Regions from separate parts of the Homo sapiens genome. Here region 1 is linked to region 2. A link is an interaction called in ENCODE POLR2A ChIA-PET data of the cell type or tissue named here. Cell type or tissue: GM12878. All regions are shown on one strand. Each heading gives the region's core, and the rest is flanking DNA. Links, peaks and the distances in the headings are about the cores only.

Region 1 (7,874 bases), core at 3,425-5,924, 220 kb after region 2:
CTCTGACTACAGGACCCACCACGAGGGCTGCTGGCAAGGATGCCTGCCTGTGGACCTACCAGTCCCTCTCCCTCAGTTCCCAAAAGCCTGCATATTCTAGAGCTCTGCTGGACTCTGGAGGACTCCCACTTCACAGATGGGGAAACCAAGGCAGAGGGACTTGTCTTAGGTTAGAGCCAGCAAGGCAGCCCAAGCCTGCTCTTTCATTCCCTTCCATGCTCCCTCCATTAGGCCTCTCCCAGGAGGGCCAGACTGCAGGTGTGGCCTGGAGCTCTGGGGCTCTTCAGGGACCCCCCTGAGAGGCAGGGCACTTCCACTGGAGCAGAGGGTTTGAGGTCAGACAGGAGGCTTGCTGGGCACAGAGGCAGGGCTCACAGCCACCTCACTCTTTCAGAATGCAGAGGAAATTTCTGCCGAGACAAGAAGTGAGTCCCGCTCCCCCAACCCTGTTTCTGATATAACCCCTGAACCTAAATTCGAATTCCCAGATTCTGCCTCCAAATTGTCTTCCCAGTCAGTTCTCCCCTCGCCAGCTCCACATCCTCTGCTACCTAAGCTCAGGCTACTCATGTTCCCGCACCCTCATGTCAGATCATCACCTCACAACCAGAGGATACTGTGATGTGCAAAGCTGGCAGTGCTCCCAGCCCTTCCTCTCCCAGAAAGGGAGAGGGGAGCTGGCAGAGGGGAGCCCCTCTGCTCAGGCCATTTAACTCGGCACTTGAGGCTTTCAACCTGGTTCCTGCCCACACAGAGCCTCTCCCCAGGTGCTCTGGTCAAACTGAGACCTCCCTGCCCCTCTTGGCCTCAGACACATACAGGGGCTTCCCTTTCCTGCCCTGGCTCAGACAAGTTCCCTAAAATGCCAGGTGAACCACGTCACTGCACTTCTCAAGAACTCTCAGTGACCCCTTACAGTGTGAGGCTGGAGCAATGGTGAGATGCATGGGGGGGATTTCTGGCTCTAGTCCACTACTGTGTGGCCTTGGGCAAGGCCCCTTGCTGGGCCTCAGCTTCCCCATCTGAATGATGCAGGGGTGAGGAAGGCTAGAAAACATGGCTGGTTTCTAAGAGTCTTTCCAGGTAGACAGTTCTGGCATTAAAGGCCCTGGCCCTTTTCTTCCTCCTCCTGCCCTTCTGGCCTGCCCAGAAGTTGGACATCTCATCACCAGGCCCCATCCCAGGGAGACAGGGAAAGGCGGGGGATACCAAGAAACCCAGAGTGAGACCTCAGTGATTCAGGCAGCTAAGAAAGATGGAGCTATCGGGACCTTTATTGGGGGAAGGCGTCCCTCCCCATCTATCCACCCCTTCCCTTCCACATCTGCTCCTTAACCTCCAGTGCCCTGTCCTGGGAAAGGACTGAATGTTTGTCCAGGAGGTTGGGGAGTGGGGTCCCAGCAGTCCCTGGAGGCCCGGCTGTGGGGCTGGCTGGCAGCCAGGAACTCTGCCTCCCCGCTTCCTGCTCCACAGCGCTGTGCGGGAGCAGGGCCTGCTCACCCCCTGGGAACCAATAAACAGGAAACAGACACCAACCTTGTGCTTGCTCCCTCGGCTGGCCCCTCCATCACACTGCCCCCACTGCCTTCCCACTGGCCCCCGACCTGCTGCACCTCTCCAGACCCCAGAGTCTCAGGATCACAGGATGTCAGAACCAAGAAGTCACAATCTCAAAATCACAAATAAAAAAGAGGTCTGGACTCTTGGAAAAGAACCCAGAATCCTTCATCTTGAAACCACAGGATTCTAGACTCTGAGAATGACAATCTCAAAAGCATACACTAAGTGGCCACATTTCTGAGAGCTGTCTGGAGCCAGCGCCCAGGGCTGAGCGCTCCACAAGCATTCTCTCTTTGGCCCTCATAATAACGCCTTAGTGCCCCCATTTTACAGAGCAGTAAACTAAGGCTCAGAGTTGGGATCCAATGACTTGTTAATATCACCCGGCAAGGGGTCAGAGTCAGTTGTGATTTTAACCCTTATCAGTCTGAACCCAAAGCCCACCAGGCATACAGACACTCAGACTCACTGAGCCCCACTTCACAGGCCGCTTCCAGTGAGGGGCAGCTTTGATGCAGAGAGGGCTTTGCCTCTGCTCTCCTCCCCGTGTGGGCTGAGCTATCCTGGACATGTCACAGGGTGGGGCTGGTGGTAACAAAAGGAGAAGAGCTGGTGAGTGGAGCAAGGACAGTGGGCATGTGGCTCAGCCTCCAGCCCCGGTTTCTCCCTCCTCCCCACCTCCAGAGAACCAGGCTCGGAGCCACTGACTATGTGGGTACTGTAGCCAGGCCCCAACCTGCCTTCCTGTCTAGAGCTTTGTCTTCTGCTTCACGGCTGGAAAGAGGTGCCCAGCAGCCAAGAATCTTAGAATCATAAAACCTTAGCATCTCAGTCATGAGGGGAGGAGGTAACATTTCTTGAGCACTTACTGTGTGCCAAGCCCTCTTGGCATGCTTTCACTTAATCTCAGCAGTAGGCTGGGTGCGGTGGCTCATGTCCATCATCCCAGCACTTTGGGAGGCCAAGGCGGGAAGATTACTTGAGCTCAGGAGTTCAAGACCAGCCTGGGCAACATAGTGAGACTTTGCCTCTACTAAAAGTAAAAAAAATTAGCCAGGCATGATGGCGCATGCCTGTGGTCCCAGCTCATTGGGAAGTTGAGGTGGGAGGGATTGCTTGAGTCCAGGAAGTCAAGGCTGCAGTGAGCCATGATTGACCCACTGCACCCTAGCCTGGTTGAGAGAGTGAGACCCTGCCTCAAAAAAAAAAAAAAAATCATCATCATCTTTTTTTTTTTTTTTTTTTTTTGAGACGGAGTCTCGCTCTGTCACCCAGGCTGGAGTGTGGAGTGCAGTAGTGCAATCTCGGCTCACTGCAACCTCCGCCTCCCAGGGTTCAAGCAATTCTCTTACCTCAGCCTCCTGAGTAGCTAGGACTACGCCCTGCTAATTTTTTTTTTTTTTTAGTGGAGACAGGGTTTCACCATATTGGCCAGGCTGAGTCTTGAACTCCTGACCTTGTGATCCGCCCGCCTCGGCCTCTCAAAGTGCTGGGATTACAGGCATGAGACACAGCGCCCGGCCGAAAAACAAAATAATCTTAACAATAATCCTCTGTGGAGTGAGGGGATACTGCCCCCATCGACTACAGCCTCGGGGGAGTAGGTAAGTGCTTGCCTGGGTCTGAAAGCCAGCGTGCGGGGAGACAGCATTCTGGACAGCACCCTTTACCCTCCACATGCCACCTCCCTGAAGCCTCCCTAGGCCTCTCAGGGATGAAGGGACCTGACAGTTCCTCTGGTCAGACAGCACCAATGCCACCAATTCCCACATGGAGCTCCCAGAACATGGGGTTTCTTTCCTTCTGCCGCTGGGCTCTCAGTTCTGCCCTCAGATGGGGCAGCCTGGCAGAGACGTGACTCCCACCCCCTCCCTAGGTGCCCACCTTCCCTCCTTGCCCTGGATTTAAACTCTCCTATCAATTGCCCTTCTTGGGAGCGGCCTCATCCCACTTCTAGTCAGCAAAACTATGGCCTGCCACCTCTGGAAGCCAGGCCTGGCCCCAGGAACACATTGGCACTTCTGCCCCTGCCCCACCAGGCCTGGGCTCTGCCTGCCTCTGGACCTCACCCACCTCAGGAGGCTAGGATCCTTGGTGAAAGCTCCTGGCAAGGAGGGATGGTGTCCAAGTTTTCCCCGTGTGTCCCCACTGCCCAACACGGAGCTCAATGATTGACTGCTAAATGAATGAATGACAAATGAACATGGAAAGAAATAGCAAGTTAAATGCAGTGGGCCTGAGTTCGAAGGTTCTGCCCCGGGACCAGCACCAGCTGGGGACTCTGAATATCAGGAACCAACAGCCTGGTCCTTTGCCTATCTGTGCAGTAGAAAGAATAATGGCCCTGGCATTACATCCTCATGCTAATCCCCAGAACCTGTGAATATGTCACCTTACATAATAACAGGGACTTTGCAGGTGTAATTAAGGATTCTGAGATGGGAAGATTATCAAATTATCAGGTAGGCTTTAAGAACACAATGAATCACAAGGGTTCTTAAAGAAGGAGGAAGGAGGCCGGGCGCAGTGGCTCACGCCTGTAATTCCAGCACTTTGGGAGGTCGAGGCAGGCGGATCACGAGGTCAAGAAATCGAGACCATCCTGGCCAACATGGTGAAACCCCGTCTCTACTAAAAATACAAAAATTAGCTGGATGTGGTGGCGCATGCCTGTAGTCCCAGCTACTTGGGAGGCTGAGGCAGGAGAATTGCTTGAACCCGGGAAGTGGAGGTTGCAGTGAGCTGAGATCGTGCCACTGTACTCCAGCCTGGCAACAAAGCAAGACTCTGTCTCAAAAAAAAAAAAAAAAAGACGGAGGAAGGAGGTACGGGGTGAGCAAGAGATTTGAAGATGCTGGGGAAGATGGGGGAAGGGGCCACAGGCCAAGGAGTGCTGGCAGCCAGGAGAGGATGGTAAAGGCAGAGGCGTTGATCTCTCCAGGGCCGCCAGAGGCGGGCAGGCCTGTCAGCACCTGGATCTTAGCCCAGTGAAACCCTTCAGACTTTTGATCTCCAGACTGGAGAGTAGGAGATCTGTGTTGTTTTCAACCACTAGATGTGTGTAGTTTGCTACTGCAGCAACAGGACACTAATACACCACCTAGACCTCTGCAATCAGCACAGGTCTTCCCACCTCGGGTGTGCTCTGCCCTCCCCTCTCACCCTGTTCCTGCCTGGCGGCTTCTTCAAGCTCCACTGGAAAGAAACCATAGGAAGTTTTGTTTGTTTGGTTCTTGCTTTTTGTTCTGAGACAAGGTCTCACTCTGTCGCCCAGGCTAAAGTGCTGTTGGGCAATCACAGCTCACTGCAGCCTCAACCTCCTGGGCTCAAGCCATCCTCCCACCTCAGCCTCTCGAGTAGCGGGACCACAGGTCTGTGCCACCACACCTGTTTTTTATTTTTAGTAGAGGCAAGGTCTCCCTGTGTTGCTCAGGCTGGTCTCGAACCCCTGGGCTCAAGCAATCCTCTCACCTCAGCCTCCCAAAGTGCTGGGATTACAGGGGTGAGCCACCACGCCCGGCCCAGATAAAGGTTTACTGTCCCGTCAGCTGCAACATCACACTTCTGGACAGGCCCCACAGTGAGCACCACAGCCTGCCACAAGTGTGGAAAAAGACCCTATCTGGGGGTGGGGGGGATCCTAGAGCAGGAGGCGATGGTGGGGAAAGCACGTAGCGGGTAGACCCAGGCCTGAGTCCCGGCACCACTCTGAACCTGCCTTCTCAGCAGCCTAGTGGGATGGTGGGTCCCTGCCTGCCAGCACTTCATTCTGCAACCGAGATCCTCCTTAGAACTGGGTCCTTTCCCAACAGCCCTGGGAGGAGGTTTATCCTGGTGCCCAAGAGCATGGACAGCTCTGTGGCTCTGAAGGGGGATGGAACTTATTGAAGGCCTCACAGCAGGAAGGTGGTGAGGCAAAGCTGATCTCCTGACTCCTAGTACAGACACCAGGCTGTCCCTAGTGAACCCTAGAGCTACTGGAGGGTTGGGTCCTGGAAGTCCCTCCAGGGGCTCAGGCACTGTGGTTGGGGCCCCAAACCCCTGCATCTCATGGGCTGAGGTTCACTCACTGCACAGAGCCCAGCAGCCTGACAGTTTTCCTCTGTGTCTGTCTCTCCCAACCCCCAGAATGCCCCAGAGACCCTGGGAGCTGAGAATTAGAGGGAGGACATCATGGGGGGAATCAACTCCCATGGGGAGACATCAGCTCCAATAGGCTCCTGCTTCCCAGGGGACCCAGGGCCCCCATTTCAGGGCTTGCCAGCAAGGCGCCAGGCTGCCTGGGCACATTTCCCAGTAAGTACGCCAGGGCTTCAAGCCTTTCTGGGAAACATTGGCTCCCCCTTCCCCCACCCTGCTACCGCCATCCCTGCCAACTCTGCTTAGTGGGAACTCTGTGGGACCAATGTACGGTCTGGGAGTCAGGACACTGGGAGCCAAATCCCATACTCAAGCTTTGGGGCCTTGGGCAGACCCTGCCCACTCTGAGCCTGCTTCTTTATTGGACTATTGGAGCCATGGCAATGCCCACGTAGCTGGAGGATCAGATGGGAGGGATGGGGCTACCTTGGGGGGTAGGGGGAGGCATGAGCTCCCTGTCCCAGGAGACATGCACGCTGGAGCTAAATGGGTGTCATGGTGGCTGCAGAGGAGACACCAGTGGGATATGGCCCTGTCACCTGCCTCACTGGGACCCTGTGGCGGCTCCACTCTCCTAGCCTTTCAGCCAAGCCAATGTGGGTCTGCAGGGGGTGGCCAGTGTAGCGCAAAGCCCAGTCCACCCTGGGGACTTTTCAAACTCCACCTCCCCACCCTAAGTGACCCCTCACACACTGCCCAGCCATGTGAGAAGTTGTAGCTCTGTGTTCACCTTGAACATTGGGGTCCAGGCCCTTGAGGAGCCCCTGGGGCTGCAGCAGAAACCCACCACTCCACCATCTCTGCCTGGGCCCAAGCCACCATCATCTCTTGTCCAGATTATTCCAGCAGCCTTCTGACTGGCCTCACAGCCTCCACCTGGCCCCTTGCAATCTATCCACATGGAGCAGCCAGAGCAGACCTGTGAATGCTTAAGTCAGACCAGGCCACTATTCCACTCAGAACCTTCCAACAGCACCTGCCCCATCTCACTTTGAGTATGTGCTGAAGTCCTCCTATTGGCCTACATGATCTTCCTCACCCTAACCCACCTCTGATCTTCTACTTCTCTGCTCCATCCATACAGTTCTCTTGACTGTTTCTCAACCACCTCAGTGCCTTTGCATCTGCTGTTCCTCTCTGCCCAGAATGCTGTTTCCCTCAGCCACCTGACCTGCTCCCTCACTTCCTCCAGGCTTCTGCTCAAATGTCACCTCCTCAGACAGGCATTCCTGATCTCTTGATCTAAAGTACCCCACCCTGTCATTCTCTACTCCCTTATCCTGCTTTATTTTTTTCTCGGACCCTACCACTCCCTGACACAGAATATCTCCATTTACAGACAGGCCTCCTCCCTAGTCTGGAAGCTCCACAAGGACAGGCTTTTGTTTTGTTTGCTGCTGTATTCCCAGGCCTAGAAGGCCTGACATGTCTTATTGCTCAGACAGTATTTGTTTAATGGATGAATGCATTACCCTATCAAAGGCCACCTGAGTCTCTGAAACAAACTTTTACTGCACACAACCTGCCATATTTCTTTCCATCTCCTAGCCTCTGCTCATGCTGTGCCCTCTTCATAGAGCCTCTCCCTCTTGCTCAGTGTTCAAGCTCAAGCTTAGGCAGAGCCTCTTCTAGGAAGTCCCTCGGCCAGTTTCCAGGCTAGTCCCTCAACATCCTAAGCCCCTTCGAGTTGGCTTCTAGATCCTACACTCTGTGTGCCTCGGCTCCCAGGAAGCCTGGGGGTGCCTCCACCCTGCTTTGGGGCAGCAATGTGTAGCCTGAAAGATCACAGATGGGAGGGTGGGAGGGAAGCAGGAGGGGTAAGTCCCTACACGGGGAGAGGGGGCTGGGGACAGGATTAGCAGCAGCCTCTCCGCCTCCCAAACCCAGCTGGTCCCAGAAACGTGGGGCTGGAAAATGTCAGACTCAACTCTAGTCCATCCCCCAACCCTTCCTCGCTGGGGAGGACTCATTCCTGGACAGTGTTCCCCCCAAGAGCCCAGGCCCTTAGGAAGGAGTTGGGAGGAGATGTGAGGAATAAACAGAGGAAAGGGGCTGCCCTTCTGCCTGTCCTCCCTCATCTCACCCCCTCCTGCTGGGTGACAAGACATTTAATTATAGATATTTGGTACCGCTCAGAATTCCAAGTGTCCTAATCACCTCCTCCTTTCCCCCCA
Region 2 (7,874 bases), core at 2,099-4,598:
TGAGCAACTACAAGATTAGAATTGCCACTTATAGAGTTGGGAAACAGTGGGAGGAGCAGGTTTGCAGGAAGGAGTTAGACATTTGGTTTTGGACATATTACATTTTTACAATGGTTATTAGATAACCAAAAGATCTCAGGCAGTTGGATATACAAGTCTGAAATTCAGAGAAGTTCAAGTTGGAGATAATAAATTTGGGAGTAATTAGCATATATAAAGCCATGGAGTAGATGTGCTCACCTAGGAAATGTGTGTACTTAGAGCAAAGAAGAGATCGGACTGCCAAACTCTGGACACTCTAACATAGAGAAGTTGAAAAGATCAAGGGAGTAGCCAGTGAGGTAGAGGAAGAACCTAGAGAAAGTGGAGTACCAGAGATCAGGTAATCTGTGTTGGGTAATGCCAAGCAAGTCTCCTAGTGTGATCATCTGAAGTCCTAGAGTCTAATTATGGTTTGGTTTTAAATAACTGGGACATTGGATAGTTCACTTTACCTTTTAGGGCCTTGGGGTGATCTCTAAAGTGAAGGGCTTAAGTAGATTGTCTCTAAACTTTCTCCTATCATCATCATAAACATCATAAACATTCTATAATACTTTATAGTTTACACAAAGCATTTTCATAAGTTTATCTCATTTAATCATCATAACAAATCTATGGGACCTAGATATTTATACCTGTTTTACAGATGAGGAGATTAAAGAAGTTTAGGAGCCGGGTGCGGTGGCTCACGCCTGTAATCCCAGCACTTTGGGAGGCTGAGGTGGGCGGATCACAAGTCAGGAGATCGAGACCATCTTGGCTAATGTGGTGAAACCCTGTCTGTACTAAAAATACAAAAATTAGCCGGGTGTGGTGGCAGGCGCCTGTAGTCCCAGCTGCTCGGGAGGCTGAGGCAGGAGAATGGTGTGAACCCGGGAGGAGGAGCTTGCAGTGAGCCAAGATCATGCCACTGCACTCCAGCCTGGATGACAGAGTGAGACTCTGTCTCAAAGAAAAAAAAAAAAAAGAAGTTTAGGCACTTGTCTAAAGTTACACTATCATAATCAGTGAGAAAGTTGAATGCAGTTCTGCCTGATCTCAAAGCCTGTGGTCTTTCTATTATATAGCAACTACCTTTTTACACTAATATTATAGAGCTCTGTGATTGTGAGCTTATTTATTTATTTATTTATTTGAGATGGAATCTCACTCTGTCACCCAGGCTGGAGTGCGGTAATGCATTCTTGGCTCACTGCAACCTCCACCTCGCAGGTTCAGGTGCTTCTCCTGTCTCAGCCTCCCGAGTAGCTGGGACTACAGGCACGCACCACTACACCCAGCTAATTTTCGTATTTTTAGTAGAGAGGGAGTTTCAGCATGTTGGACAGGCTGGTGTTGAACTTCTGGCCTCAGGTGATTCTCCTGCCTTGTCCTCCCAAAGTGCTAGGATTACTGGCACGAGCCACCGTACCCGGACTAATTTAATTATTTATTCAATGAATATTTGATGAGCACCTGCTCTAGTGGTCACTGCTCAAAGTGCTGGAGATACAGTTGTAACCAAGACAAAGTTCCTGCCCTCATAAGTCTTTCATTCTAGTGGGGGAAACTGACAGTAAACAAACATGTTAATAAAGAATATAATGTAAGGGCCATAATAAAAAATAAAGCAAGATAAGGAAACACCATATGTTGGGATGATGATCAAGAAAAGCCTCTCTGAAGAGATTGCATTTGAGCAGAGTCCTGAATGATTTTAAGTAGTAAGCCATGAGAAGATATAATAGAAGGGAGTTCAGCAGAGGAAACAGCAAGTAGAAAGATCCAGAGGTAGGAATGAGCCAGGTGCATTTTGTGGAATAGTAAGAAGGCAATTGGTTGGGCAGGAGGCAGACAAAATGCATAGAGTTGTGGAGTCATTTAGCCCTTGGTAGGGGTGGGAGTGGGGGTTAGTTCTGACTTCCATTAGGTAATTTGGTATCTGACTCTGGGCAGAGTATCTGACGTTTTGGAACTTTAAGTTTCTTATCTATAAAATAGAGATAATAAAATAAAGGTTACCTTGAGAATTGAACGAGAGAATGTATGTAAAATCCCTAGACCTCAAACATTAACATGTTTAATGTATACCTACTATTGTTGACAGTATAATAGGCATTTATTCTACTTTTATCAAATCAGTTTAATTTGTTTTTCTTTGTTTTTTCAGTTTGTTTTAGTCAGTAGATCTTAAAGTTCTTATTTTATGCCAGGGCTTTACTAGGTAATTTCTCTGAGCATGTCTTTGTGTTGAAATAAGAAAGTGTTGGACAAAAAAGAAAATGATTTAGAAGTTGATGAGTAGGTACAAAAATAGCAGCTTGGGATTTTGGTAATTGCATCCTCCGATATATTCATTTATTATGGAAAGAAACTGCATGTGCAATTCTGTCATCTTTCCTCATCACTGGATACTAGCTCTACTCTGGTGCTTCCCTGTCAGGCTTCCTGCTGATCCAAACCTGCTTGCCTTGGGAAATTCAGATAAGAGCCAAATCCTCCATCCTTATAAGACCATCTGTTTTCAGACCCACAGATGCTGCCCTTGCAATTGCAGCCCAACACAACTGGAATGATTTATTCATCTCTAGGTAACATTTGTGCACTAGCTTTCTAACAAAGTACAGTATCAGCTTTACACTTAATGAAGCATCTAGCACAGATGGTGAACTGCACTGTAAAGGATGCTCCTGGCTTAGAAGTGGCTGATGGACAGGTAGAGGTAATCTCTTAGTCCTGAGAGTGTAGCTAGAAGGAGCAGTAAGAGCTTCTTGTCTAGTAAAGTCTTGATTGTGTCTGGGCCCGATGGCTCACACCTGCAATCCCAGCGCTGGGAGGCCGAGGCGGGTGGATCATGAGGTCAGAAGATCGAGACCATCCTGGGTAACACAGTAAAACCCCATCTGTACTAAAAATACAAAAAATTAGCCAGGCATGGTGGCATGCACCTATAGTCCCAGCTACTCAGGAGGCTGAGGCAGGAGAATTGCTTGAACCTGGGAGGCGGAGGTTGCAGTGAGCCAAGATCGTGCCACTGCACTCCAGCCTGGGCAACAGAATGAGACTCCGTCTCAAAAAATAAAAATAAAAAAATAAATAAATAAAAATAAAGAGTCTTGATTGTGTATCCTATATTCCTGGAGTGTTTGAGATCATTTAATTCAATTGATTTTTTAAGTTAAATGTTGTACCATTTAACTGTTGAATTGAGAAAATGAAGACCCAGATAGGGGAAGGGACCTAAGTTGCATAGCAGATTGAAATGCGCAGCCAAATTAATCATCTACTTTGTGCTAGCTCTGTTCTTAGGTTCTTTACTTAACATTATCTTATTTAACCTGTAAGTTCCTTTTTGTCTCATCTTCTTATATTGAGGATCTAACTACTGTAGTAGTACTTTTCTTCCATAACAAAATACTTTGATAGTCAAATCTCCATAACCAAACATAGTTGCTACAAACAAATGATGCTTACTTTTAGAAAAATCTAGATGAATGTGGCTAGAGCTAGTCTGAGTCTTTGCCTCAGCCCCTCCTACAAGGTGATTTGGGGACGCTCTGTTTAGAGGGCAAGCCATGACAATGAAGACACTCTTTGTCACCTCAGAGAAGCTTGGTTTCTCTTTTGGAATGTTTGGTTTTAGTAAATTACTTCCTTTTCACTTTAGGTTTTAGGCTCTTTGACAAGCCATCTGCTTCTCAAACCCAATTTCCTGTTACCAGCAAGGGCAGTTCAGATGGAGAACAAAAGATTTCTTTAGTTCCTAGAGGTTTTGTGAGAGTGGGAAGGCTACAGGGAGAGATTGCATCTGCTTATTGTAATTCATTTGTGATGTGTGCCTGACTGGCAGTAATTTACCAGGGACTCTGCTGGGCTGGGTGAGGAGATAAAATTCTGGAATGGAGATCTATCAACATGCATTTTGGCTATTTCAATCCTTGCCAGTATTAGTCAGGGCTCTGAAGAGCTTGTTGGGGTTGATGTTGCTACTTCACTCTCTCTCTCTCTTTTTTTTTTTTGTTTTTTGTTTTGGAACCTGCATCCATTGTCCAAGTTTTTAATTTGTCCTTTATTTTTCTGTTCAGTTGCTTTTCCTGGTTGCTAATTTGTTCAGTGAGTGGCTTAGTATAATGCAATTCAGCAGACTGTGTTGAGTGAATATTTAGTAATGAATAAAATAAGATATGGGGAACCTAACATGAGGTAGTAGAAAAGTGTTAGTCAACCCAAACATGTGGCTTCAAGTTTCAGACCTTGGGTAAGTCATTTAATTTCTGAGCCATAGTTTTTTCATCTCTGAAAATGGAGTTATAGATATCACCTTTCCCAAGGTTACAGTGAGTATTAAATGAGAGAATATATAGGAAAGGATCAAGTGTTAAGTTGGTGCTCATTAATTATTCCCTTCTATTTTTCTTCCTATCTCCTTAAGGAGTATACATGGGGAAGTCAGACATTTATGCAAGTGTGTGTGTACATGTGTTAGTTTAATATAGTTCTAAAAAGTGGCTGGAATTTGCCACCATCATTGGGAATTGGGAAGTGAAGGCTTGGGGCAGATACATGTCTTCCTTGAAACCAGACTGAGAAATACTTTCTGATAAGCTAACATAACACAATGTTTGTGTGCTTAAAGAAGACCTCAGGAGGAAAAATGAAAGAACCTGAGGGTAGAGGCCTTGAGCTGCTGATTTCCTTAGGGGGACCATTAGAATGTCTCTGGTAGTCACTGTTCTCTTAGAAATGGAATAATTTGCTTCACAATAAGCTGAGAACGGAACCTGGAGTTTGTAAGTATGAGAATTGCCTTTTGGGAACAGCTAGTACATAGCTTGGAAGATTATAGCCACTCTCACTCTGCCTCCTCTGCCTCCCGGGTTCAAGCGATCCTCCTACCTCAGTCCCCCAAGTAGCTGGGACTATAGGCGCATGCCACCATGCCCGGCTAATTTTTGTATTTTTAGTAGAGACGGGGTTTCGCCATGTTGCCCAGGCTGGTCTTGAACTCCTGAGCTCAAGCGAACTGCCAGCCTCGGCCTCCCAAATTGCTAAGATTACAGGTGTGAGCCACCATGCCTGGCCTACAAAGTGTTTCTTGATCTGATTTCTGCCTGCCTTTTCAGCCTCACTTCCTACTGCTCTTGCAATACTGTATTAATTGCAGTTTCTCAACTCTTCTGTGCTCATTTAGACTAGCCCTTGGTAGTTTTTCTTTTATGTTACACTTCCCCTCTTTTCTGTTCCTCTGTTTTGCCTGACAAACTTCTACTCTTTCTTTAAAACTCTTCTCAAGCACCATGTTTTGTGTGAAGTTCTCCCTGACTTCTGAAGGGGAAATGCTATGGCATGAGAGACCTCCTTCCTCATACAAAAATCTAACTACATGTTGTAGCATCAATGATTAGTAAACACAGTGATGCATCTCTTAATGCTTTGTCTATGACCCATTAGTTTCTTTATTTTAGTGCCTTCATTGGAACACTCAATTTATCCACATATGGATCCGTTCACAACAGATATCTTTGGAATCAGGAAAATAAATGCAGATACGGTGCAGCATCTTGCAGGACTCAGCAAATTATTTTTTATTGTACCTCTTGCCCCTATGAAGTGAATAACCATCAATAAAACAAACCCTAGGTTTGGAGAGGCCTATTATTATTATTATTTTTTGAGACGGAGTTAAGCTCTTGTTGCCCAGGCTGGAGTGCAATGGCATGATCTTGGCTCACCACAACCTCCACCTTCTGGGTTCAAGCGATTCTCCTGCCTCAGCCTCCCGAGTAGCTGGGATTACAGCCATGCACCACCACGCCCAACTAATTTTGTATTTTTAGTAGAGATGGGGTTTCTCCATGTTGGTCAGGCTGGTCTCGAACTCCTGACCTTACGTGATCTGCCCACTTCGGCCTCCCACAGTGCTGGGATTACAGGCGTGATCTACCGCGCTTGGCCTGGGGAGGCCTATTTATTCTCAGGTTGATGGCTGAGGTTCACCTGATATGATTCACCATTGACAAACTTTGATGAAGACAAGCATGTTTATGCTTTCTTTCAAATAACTTTTTATTTGTGGTCCCAAATTTCTTCTGGTATAAATAGGATCTGAATTCTGTCTTTTATGTTGGGGCTTTCCTGTATATCTGGTGATTCTTGGTTGTCTGTTCGTTGTTAAAAGTGGAATACTAAAAAGCTGATTAGAAGTTTTAAATGCTGGCCGAGTGTGATGGCTCACACCTGTAATCCTAACACTTTGGGAAGCTGAAGTAGACAGATTGCTTGAGACGAGAATTTGAGACCAGCATGGGCAACACACTGAAACCTCATTTCTGCAAAAAATAGAAAAATTAGCTAGGCGTGGTGGTGTGCCACCTGTAGTCCCAGCTACTCAGTAGGCTGAGGTGGGAGGATCACCTGAGCCCAGGGAGGTTGGGGCTGCAGTGAGCCATGAGTGACAGAGTGAAACCCTGTCTCAAAAAAAAAAAAATGTTTTAAGTGCAGGCCAGATGTGGTGGCTCACACCTGCAACCCTAGTGCCTTGGGAGGCCAAGGTGGGAGGATCACTTCAGCCCAGGAGTTTGAGACCAGCCTGAACAACATGGTGATACCCCCATCTCTCAAAAAAAAAAAAAAAAAAAGAAGGGTGAGGTGCGGTGGCTCACGCCTGTAATCCCAACACTTTGGGAGGCCAAGGCAGGCAGATCATGAGGTCAGAGGATCAAGACCATCCTGGCTAACACAGTGAAACCCCGTCTCTACTAAAAATACAAAAAATTAGCCGGGTGTGGTGGCGGGCACCTGTAGTCCCAGCTACTCGGGAGGCTGAGGCAGGAGAATGGCATGAACCCGGGAGGTGGAGATTGCAGTGAGCTGCAGATTACACCACTGCACTCCAGCCTGGGCGACAGAACAAGACTCTGTCTCAAAAAAAAAAAAAAAAAAGAAAGAAAGAAAATAGCTGGATGTGGTCGTGAGCACCTGTAGTCCTAGCTACATGGGAGGCTAGGTGGGAGGATCCCTTGAGCCCAGGAGTTTAAGGCTGCAGTGAGCTGTGATTGTGCCACTAAACTCCAGCCTTGTGTGATTCTCCCAAATTACTGAGTTTATTAGATGTGTTTTCAAAGAAGGGGACTCTACTAGTAGTAAAGTGTGAAGACAGGGTGACAGTGAGACCCTGTCTGTAAAAAAAAGAAAAAAAAAAGGTTTTAAATACATGAGTTGGGCTTACTGAGTGTGGACTTCTCTGTGTGATGATTTGCCTGGGCTATGTGTGGGGCAACTACATGTCAGTATCTTTAGGTTTTTCCACTAGGGCTGGTCAGATTCTCCGGAAGAATCCTCTAGTCTCCTTCCTACAAGTTGGAGGCCTGGCTGCCTGTGGTCTGGAAGCTAAGTGGGAGAACAAGGCTGTAGGGGGATCCTCAATATTCATTTCACTTACAGTCTTCTTTGCTGTATAGTAACCCTGCCCTCAACTGTGCCTGTTATTTCTTTGTCTGGAGACCCTCTCTGTTTTACTCTCTCCAGAGGGAAAAGAAAACCTTTAGTCTTCTATACTAGGGGAGGCAATCTTGGTCTTTAACTGGTTCTCAGACAGATTTTCATGTAATCAATTCCCCTGATTTTAGCATGCTTTCTTTCTAGAAATATATGGTACTGCCGGGTGTGGTGGCTTACACCCTGTAATCCCAGCACTTTGGGAGGCTGAGGGGGCCAGATCACCTGAGGTCAGGAGTTCGAGACCAGCCTGGCCAACATGACGAAACCCCGTCTCTACTAAAAATACAAAAATTTTCCAGGCGTGGTGGTGGGCTCCTGTAATCCCAGTTACTCGGGAGGCTGAGGGAGGAGAA

The links. Peaks named below come from ENCODE experiments on the same cell type or tissue, not always from the same donor. Only the 100,000 strongest peaks of a DNase experiment are listed, where the experiment ranks them.
Region 1: POLR2A ChIA-PET joins it to region 2 with 6 read pairs; 4 of 35 experiments call an interaction of 5 or more read pairs at or near these places.

The regions. Positions count from the first base shown.
Region 1 is chr11:73,315,563-73,323,436 of GRCh38, reverse strand. All of the region lies in intron 1 of ARHGEF17 (Rho guanine nucleotide exchange factor 17), which reads right to left. Among named protein-coding and RNA genes, the nearest start is that of ARHGEF17-AS1, 10 kb to the right of the region's middle. RefSeq lists enhancers at 724-1,376, 1,377-2,029, 2,030-2,683. In GM12878, for the core only: no CTCF peak of the experiment used is centred there; no DNase peak of the experiment used is centred there.
Region 2 is chr11:73,534,508-73,542,381 of GRCh38, reverse strand. The region is part of intron 1 of FAM168A (family with sequence similarity 168 member A); the gene reads left to right. Among named protein-coding and RNA genes, the nearest start is that of FAM168A, 60 kb to the left of the region's middle. In GM12878, for the core only: no CTCF peak of the experiment used is centred there; a DNase peak (open chromatin) is centred at 3,571; H3K4me3 peaks cover 672 bases; H3K27ac peaks cover 1,083 bases.